Linked DNA regions of Homo sapiens: region 1 is linked to region 2. Evidence: chromatin contacts called from ENCODE Hi-C or POLR2A ChIA-PET data. All regions are on one chromosome and are shown on one strand. Each heading gives the region's core, a stretch centred on a gene start or an enhancer-like site at or near the end of the contact. The rest is flanking DNA. Distances are from core to core; before and after follow the strand shown. Region 1 overlaps MAP3K5 (mitogen-activated protein kinase kinase kinase 5). Region 2 overlaps MAP3K5 (mitogen-activated protein kinase kinase kinase 5).

The links. Hi-C counts contacts between places; a loop is a spot of excess contacts on that map. ChIA-PET counts read pairs that join two places held with the same protein, here RNA polymerase II (POLR2A). Pooled maps may share reads with other maps.
Region 1: a loop to region 2 is called in a pooled map, with 2.9 times the contacts of the local background. The contact joins two enhancer-like sites. A Hi-C loop is called at or near these places in 5 of 50 pooled maps. POLR2A ChIA-PET finds 5 or more read pairs at or near these places in 5 of 52 experiments (AG04450, CD4-positive, alpha-beta memory T cell, GM12878 and 2 more).

What each region holds. Positions count from the first base shown.
Region 1 is chr6:136,770,525-136,774,613 of GRCh38, reverse strand. The region is part of intron 1 of MAP3K5 (mitogen-activated protein kinase kinase kinase 5); the gene reads left to right. Among named protein-coding and RNA genes, the nearest start is that of MAP3K5-AS2, 11 kb to the left of the region's middle. RefSeq lists a silencer at 1,269-1,563. Within about 2 kb of position 1,378, at least 14 of the 41 ENCODE cell types and tissues checked have a DNase peak (open chromatin) inside an H3K27ac peak, as active enhancers do; they include GM12878, where a contact is called at or near this core.
Region 2 is chr6:136,591,327-136,595,595 of GRCh38, reverse strand. It overlaps MAP3K5 (mitogen-activated protein kinase kinase kinase 5), which reads left to right. Exons shown (of 30, transcript NM_005923.4): 22 at 2,982-3,159; 23 at 3,255-3,423. Among named protein-coding and RNA genes, the nearest start is that of MAP3K5-AS1, 36 kb to the left of the region's middle. RefSeq lists an enhancer at 948-1,107. Within about 2 kb of position 2,140, at least 13 of the 41 ENCODE cell types and tissues checked have a DNase peak (open chromatin) inside an H3K27ac peak, as active enhancers do; they include GM12878, where a contact is called at or near this core.

The sequences.
Region 1 (4,089 bases), core at 129-2,628, 180 kb before region 2:
GTGTGTGACCTGTAGATGACACTTAATGATGTTTGTAGAATACAATTCAATGATGTCATCCCTTTCCTGGAGCGGCTCACAGTCTGGTAAGGGAGACCAGCCTATGAACGTATTATATATATTGTGCTAATTGTTTGTTGTTGTTGTTTTTTAAAAAATTTGAGACTGAGTCACTCTGTCACCCAGGCTGGAGTGCAGTGGTGCGATCACAGCTCACTGCAGCCGTAACCTCCTTGGGCTCAGGCGATCCTCCCACTTCAGCCTTCTGAGTAGCTGGGATCACAGGTGTGTGCCACCATGCTGGCTAATTTTTTAATTCTTTTTTTGTAGAGATGGGGTTTTGCCATGTTGCCTAGGCTGGTGCTAATTGTTATACTAGAGGTTTATGTAAGGTTCTTTGAGAGCACAAATCATGGAGGATTCTTCAGGAGGAGAAGGAAGTGTGGAGGAGGTTGGCTAAGACATTGGACAGGAGGTGACATTTGAACTGGGTTTTGAAGGATAATGATGAAAGCTAACATTTATTGAGCACTTAACATGTGCCAGGCATTTTATAATAAATCATGGAAAAAATGAGTCTCTCCATAAGGAAGGGGTAGGATAAAGAGAAGGCCTATGATAGAACTAAGGAAACACTGGCATTTAAAGATGGACGGCGGGGCATGGTGACTCATGCCTGTAATGTAATCCCAGCACTTTGGGAGGCTGAGGCAGGCAGATCACCTGATGTTTGAGACCAGGTGTTTGAGACCAGCCTGGCCAACGTGGAGAAACCCCATCTTTACTAAAAATAGAAAAATTAGCTGGGTGTGGTGGCACCCGCCTGTGGTCCCAGTTACTTGGGAGGCTTAGGCATGAGAATCACTTGAACCCAGGAGGCAGAGGCTGCAGTGAGCTGAGATCGTACCACTGCACTCCAGCCTGGGTGAAACAGCCAGACTCTGTCTCAGAAAACAACCAACGAACCAACCAACAACAACAACAACAAAAAATGGGCAAAGGAAGGCATCATCTAGTGAGAAAGGGAAGATGGTAAGATGGCACAACAGATGAGAGAAAGTTCAGAGAGGGAGAGAGAGAAGGGATTAGCTCTAAAAGCAATGCAAAGAGGGCTTGTCCGAAGGTCAGTGAAGTTGAATGTTTCAGAGAAATAACTGGACTTGGAGATCAGAAAACCCCTGATAACTTTGCCAGAGCAGTTTCAGGAAAGCAGGTGGTGGTAGATGTCAGGTACGGTGACTTGACTGATTTCTGGAGAACAACAGAAGGCATGTAACAGGGAGTGTTATTTAAAGAAATGTGTTCACGAGGAAAGCAGAGAGAAGGCAGTCTCTGGAAGCGGTGCAGGCTACTCCCAAGGTAAGGCACGTGGCCTGGCTGCTGGTATTCATGCCTCAGATGGGATGAGGTCAGTAGGCCTTTGTGGGCTCAGGTGTTATTTAACAGGGTTTCCATGGGAATGTGGAAGGCAAATTCCCAACCACTTTCTTATGAGAATAACTTCTGGAGCATGACCCTTTGTAAATGTACTTGTTTTCTTGCTAATTTTAATTGACTGAAAATAGAGTTGTTTTTCCTTCCGAGAATCTCTTAACTTAGAGAAATTTGAATTCACACTGATACAGCTTAAGTTGAGAATTCTTGACTGGCTTGAACCCAATTTACAGAGGTGTAGGACTTCTTCAGGAAGGGAAAGTGCCCATCTCTCAGGCCAGTTAAGTCTTCCATGCATCTGTCCCCAATGGCCAGATTTCACAGGCTTTTGAAAGCTCAAGAATAGGAACTGGAACCTGAAACGCCTTTCTTGTTTTCTCAACCACTTGAAACACTTAATTGCTCATAATGCTGGCTGCATAACAGTGAACATGATTCATTTTTAAAAATGAGATTTATTTTGCTCAGTTTGCCACCTTACTTTGTAAACTTACAGTGGAAACAGTTAACATTTTTTCAAAACTCGGCTTGATTTTTAGGTTTTCTTCATCTTAAGCTTCCTAACCCCTCCTCAGTGGAGGGCTGCTGTCAGTAGATTACTGAAGTAAACCCTGGATTAACCTGCATTGTCTCACTACTGTATGTGCATTCATTCATTTTCATTGTCTGTTCATTCATTTCAAAAAGAAGCCCCCCGCCACTGCCCCCAACCATCCTTTTCTGAATTATTTTACTGCACATCTTGGAATGAACTCCCTTCTGCCTTATCTGTATACAGAGAGGTGCACAGTATTGACTGCTGTTTCTGATGATATCTTCTACAGGGTCTTCTGTGCCATGCTTACCACAGTAGGGTAGGAAGGAACACATTTGCATAGAAACATTTCATATACTTAATATGCTAGAGAATTACTTTACTAGGGACTAAGGTCTCCCCCCCCCTCAAAATAATGGGAGACCACAGGCTGGGTGTGGTGGCTCACGCCTGTAATCCCAGGACTTTGGGAGGCCGAGGGGCGCAGATCACCTGAGGTTGGGAGTTCGAGACCAGCCTGGCCAACATGGTAAACCCCCCCCCCCCATTTCTACTAAAAAATACAAAAATTAATTGGGCGTGGTGGCACACGCCTGTAGTCCCAGCTAGTTGGGAGGCTGAGGCAGGAGAATCGCTTGAACCTGGGAAGCAGAGGTTGCAGTGAGCCACTGCACTCCAGCCTGAGTGATGGAGCAAGACTGTGTCTCAAAAAATAAAAAAAAAATAAAAAGGGAGACCATTATAAAGCCAAATATTTTGAAAACCTATTTTGAAAATCAGCTCTCAGGTTGGAAACATGGATTTTCAAAAAAGAACATATTTTAAAATATCGGGTTGTTGAGATAGAGCTGCTGCAGGGTAGGCGAGACCCAAAGTGGAGCTTAGCCCATGAGGGTTCTTGGCTTTGCCCAGGAAAGAATTCAAGGGCAAGCCAGAGGTAGAAGAAAACAGCTTTATTGAAGAGGCAGTGTTACAGCTCTGTGACTGCTTCTTCAGAGCACGCCTACCCAGTAGGCAGAGAGTAGTAGCTCAGGGCAGCTTTGCAGTCATATTTATACCTACTTTTAATTGCATGCAGATTAAGGGGTTGTTTTTGCAGAAATTTCTCAGGAAAGGGTAGTAACTTTTGGGTCACTAGGTCATTGCCATGGAAAGGGGTGGTAACTCCCTGGTATTGCTATGGCAACAGTAAATTGACATGGCACACTGGTGGGCATGTCATTTTGTTGTTGACAGCTGCTTCTGCTCTGGCTTTGTTTTAGCTAGTCCTCAATCTGGTCCGGTGTCCAAGCCCCACCTCTGGAGTCAAGTCCTGACTTCTACCTCAGTACAGAGTGCTTTTTGATGACAGCAATAATAATGATAATAATAATAATGAGATTAGTGTAGTAAGTTGTCTGTTTGCAGTAGGGGGAAATCAGCTAGGTTTCATTCCTTTGGTTCATGTGAAATGAAGAAAATGCCTTTTTGAGTATCGGATGACTCCCTAATTCATATTTGTAGCCCAGACCTCAGAGCTGTAGGTTAAGCATCTGCTCTACTCTCCATACCTGCTGGCTGGCCCACAGGAGCCTCAAACGTACTTTCATACAGAAATTGGTTTCCATGTCTAGTTCCTAACATCACATTAAATGACATCTAGTGTTTAAAACCAGAAATGTGCTTTAGATTCCTTTAATATAATAAGGAGTTGTATACATATTAAGAATATTATCCCTTTGTTTTTAAAAATTTATTATATTTTTCCTCAGTTTTATGTTTATGATAATTTTTGTGTGAATTCCTGACAGATTTTTTAATTAGTCAAAATTATCCCTTTTAAGTGCAGATTCTTGCTTCATACATATATCCGAGAAGTATTCATTTGTGTTTTATTTCATTATTTTGAGAGACAAAGTCTTGCTGTGTTGCCCAGGCTGGAGTACAGTGGTGCCTTCATAGCTCACTGCGGCCTCGAATTTCTGGGCTCAGGCAATCCTTCTGCCTCAACCTTCCAAAGTACTGGGATTACAGGCGTGAGCCACTGCATCTGGCCTATATTTTATTCTATAAAGTTTAATATATTTTATTTTTACACTTGACTCTTACCTCCATTTTGAATTTATTTTGTTGTATGATAT
Region 2 (4,269 bases), core at 891-3,390:
CAGAATTCTACTTTGGAGTCATTTTTGATTCTTCCTTTTCACACTCTTCACTCCAGTCCATCAGCAACTCCTGCTGGCTACCTGACATATAGTAGATGATCCACAACTGTATGTTGGATGAATGAATGCATGTGCCTAATAGAGAAGGGGACTCAATCTAGAATCAGGTTCACTCATTTAAAATCAAGCAGGCCGGGTGCGGTGGCTCAACACCTGTAATCCCAGAACTTTGGGAGGCCGAAGCAGGTGGATTACTTGATGTCAGGAGTTTGAGACCAGCCTGGCCGACATGGCGAAACCCTATACAAAAATTAGCCAGGGGTGGTGGCACATGCCTGTAATCCCAGCTACTTGGGAGGCTGAGGCAGGAAAATCACTTGAACCTAGGAGGCGGAGGTTGTAGTGAGCCAAGATCATGCCACTGCACTCCAGCCTGAGCAAAATAGTGTGACTCTGTCTCAAAAATAAAATAAAATCAAACCGAGGAGGGAATCAGGGCTCTGCACATAGAACATGCAGAATATCTGTAAGTCCCTTTATTTCCTTAACGAGCCATAGTGACAGGCACTCGGTTCCATCCTTAAGCATATACAGTTTTACCTCATTAGGCCTCCTTTTAGGCAGTCGGTAGTCACAGCAACGTTAAAATTCACAGGCGTGACACAAGTCCTCTCATTACTGGATAATCAAACCACATGATATGACCAAAAAGCCAAAATACAGGATAATTCAAGTCCTTACTCCTTCTCTTCTTTAGATACACATACATTTACCACACACACACACACACACAAACACGGAAACACACGATAGGAATCCCTCATCTTGTACTCTTCTAGTCTAGTCTGTACTAGTCTCTTTACTCCCAAGAAACAACAATTTTGTCTTTGAAATATGAATGATGCACACCTCCGTTTCTGAGTGTGGCATGCATCTCATAAAAATGGGCTGGTGAAGAAACTCACCAAGTCTGAAGGATCAGCAGTGAGTTCCACTGCAGGGCTTGTATCCCTTCTTGTAAAGAGATCAGCTACTCAGTCAAGCCAAGAGCTCTTCTTCAGCTGTATTCTTCCATCAGTAACATTTAACTTTAGGGACTTGACATCTCATAGCAGTGAAACTCTTTCTCCCAAGCAGCTATTTTTTTCTGTTCTAAAGTCCGTTCCCCCCAAATAGCGAGATGTTGACTCTAAAGTGAAACAAGGCACACTATAGACCTTGACCTTCCCCAGGAATGACTCAAAAGCAGTTTGGTGTTTGGGCCCCCCTTCAAACCTTTCTTCTCTCAGACAACCTTACTATTACCAGCAAGGAAGAGGTCACCCATTTCCTTTCTGCTGTAGCAGCACTGCCCAAAATATGGTCCGTGAAATGCTAGGCCCATGAGCTGCTCCAGAATATGTGGAAACAATACATGCCAGGCATTTCCCCTGCCATATATCATTTGCATACTGGTACTTAATTGGTCAATTCAGCAACTCTTTGTGGCTTCCTCTTGCTTCCTGCCTTCTAGTGATTCAGCTACAGAACTATTTAAATAACAGCAGATAAGTCAACCAATTCATCCTGGGGAGACTTTCCAGTTACTGACCAGTAAGGTGGTTTCCCCCGAGGTCAGCTGTTCCTGAAAGCTGTATGTACTTCCGTCTTTCTCGCTACAGCTGAAACCAATGTCATGAGTCCCCTATCCTTGAGATCAGGGCAGTTGATTCAGTTCAGCCCAAGAGGAATTAAGTAAGAAGGAGATTCCAGGCAACAGTGGATTTCCTTTTCTATAATTTTATACCTTCATTCTTTATTAAAATGCTTTTGTAGCATTAGGATGTGTGTTTGATAAAGATGTTTCTGGCAAAAACCACTTTCTTTTTTTTTTTTTTTTTTGCATATCTGTCCATAGGATAGATCATGGACAGTATTTTATTGTGATTCAGATACCCGTTTCTCTCATTAGGAGTGAGGCTGAGAAGTTTTATATACATTTGGGAGCTTTTTGTGTTTTTCTTTCTGTGAACTGTTCAGGCATACATATACAGAGACTGACTAGCTGTCCTCCAGACCTGTTTCCTTTTCCTTCTGGGGTTTCCCAGCCTCCTGGCAAGTAACTGTGGCTGGTGGACTGAGGCTTGGGCAATGGATGGTGGGCCCGAGTGGCAACTCACCCAAGCATGATTCATAAAAACTTCCTATGAGATCCTCCTACTCTTTCTTCCCCATCTGCTGGAAAGATGTTGACACCCAGAGCAACCTATGAAGCTTTCTTTAAAACCAATGTTTGAGGAAATATAGGCAACTCCACTGTCTTATTCTCCATCCAAATAAAGAAGCAGCTCATGTCTACTAGAGAATCATAGTATCTGAGAACCAGGACAGACCTAAGAGATCATCTAGTCCATCTGTTTCCAAAATTTGTTTTCAGTGATGAATCCTTTTTTATATGAATCCTTAAGCAGAACTGTGATATATGACAGTCAGCATATTTTCTCTGGTTTCAGGTATAACAGGATTGGAACCTGTGGTCTAGACCTACAGCATCCCACTCACTCATCCCAACCAAGGCAGCCCCAAGATGCTAATGGAGACACTTAAGCCCCTGAAGAACAGGCTTAAAGATTATCAATCTGACCCTGAATTTGATAAATATGAAAACTGAGACCCATAAATAGAAATAATTAGTAGTCAGTAAAAATGAGGGGATCAGACCCTCAGTAGACCCACTGAACTTGGGCTTCCTTGACTGTTTTGGTACCCCAGAGATATCCCTCCCAGGGCCTGGGAGGCCCTTTCCTGGCTACCCTGCTGTATGGGTTATGCTGAGCAAGGGAGGCAGTCATAACACATGACCGTTCCCTTACATAGCATAATTATGCTGCTCATTGCAACAAGATATTTGACAAAGAATATGGCCTCTTTCAATGGGTGTTTCAGTATGTGTACATTTTTTAAAGTGTCAATTATCTTTTCCCTCCTCTCATCACAAGCAGAATATCTCAGGAGTATATCCTTGCCGGTACCTGTGCTGGTGGAGGACACCAGCAGCAGCAGTGAGTACGGCTCAGTTTCACCCGACACGGAGTTGAAAGTGGACCCCTTCTCTTTCAAAACAAGAGCCAAGTCCTGCGGAGAAAGAGATGTCAAGGGAATTCGGACACTCTTTTTGGGGTAAAGACCTGACTTACTTGGGGTGAGAGAAGTGTGTTGTTAAGTGTGTCATTTTATAAAGGGAACTGTGATTTATGCTGCATAAATTTTCTCAGCATTCCAGATGAGAATTTTGAAGATCACAGTGCTCCTCCTTCCCCTGAAGAAAAAGATTCTGGATTCTTCATGCTGAGGAAGGACAGTGAGAGGCGAGCTACCCTTCACAGGATCCTGACGGAAGACCAAGACAAAATTGTGAGAAACCTAATGGAATCTTTAGCTCAGGTAAATCCTCTCCCAGGTGCTTCATTTCCCAAAGGTTACATATTTTATCTGTGTCCTAACCGCCTGCAGCTGTCACAGATGATGTGAAAGGCAAGAGGAACCTGTAGTGATCATCATGATAAACCTACCCCACAGGAAAAAAGAAGGCAAACCCTATGGTAGGGAATATATTAATATGAAAATAGGGAAATGATTTTTTCATTGCATTTTTGAACATAAGCTATTTTTAAGTCAGAAGCAAATTTTTCACATTGGTGACATTCCAAATAGCCCCTACAAGCCTCTTTTACTCTTCATTCATTTGTTTATTCATTCCATCAATAAACACACATTAAGCCATGTGAGTTGCTAATTCTGACATTAGCATGAGGCTACCTGCCAGTCGCTCCTCTCAGCATTTGGGAAACATCAGCAAATACAACAGAACCCCTGAGCTTGTAAGGTTATATTTAAAAGGAGGGTGAAGGGCAAAGGGAAGTAAATTGTAGTGAGTCTTCACTTAATGTAGTTGATAAGTCCTTGGAAACTGTGACTGAAGCAAAATTACATATAACCAAACCAGTTTTGCCGTAGACTAATTGACATAAACAAGAGTTAAGTTCCTATGGCATATTTCTGGTCACAAAAACATGACCAAACTCCTAAATAAAGACTAAAACACTTCTAATATTCTACATTGAAATAAATGTGAACTCTATATACATTTAAGAAAGATGAATAAAAACAAGATAACTATCTACCCAGTTCAAGGCCATGGGTGGCCAGAGCCTATTCTGGCAGCTCAGTACCAGGCGGGCACCCGCCCTGGAAAGGACACTATTCCACTGCAGGGTACATACACACACA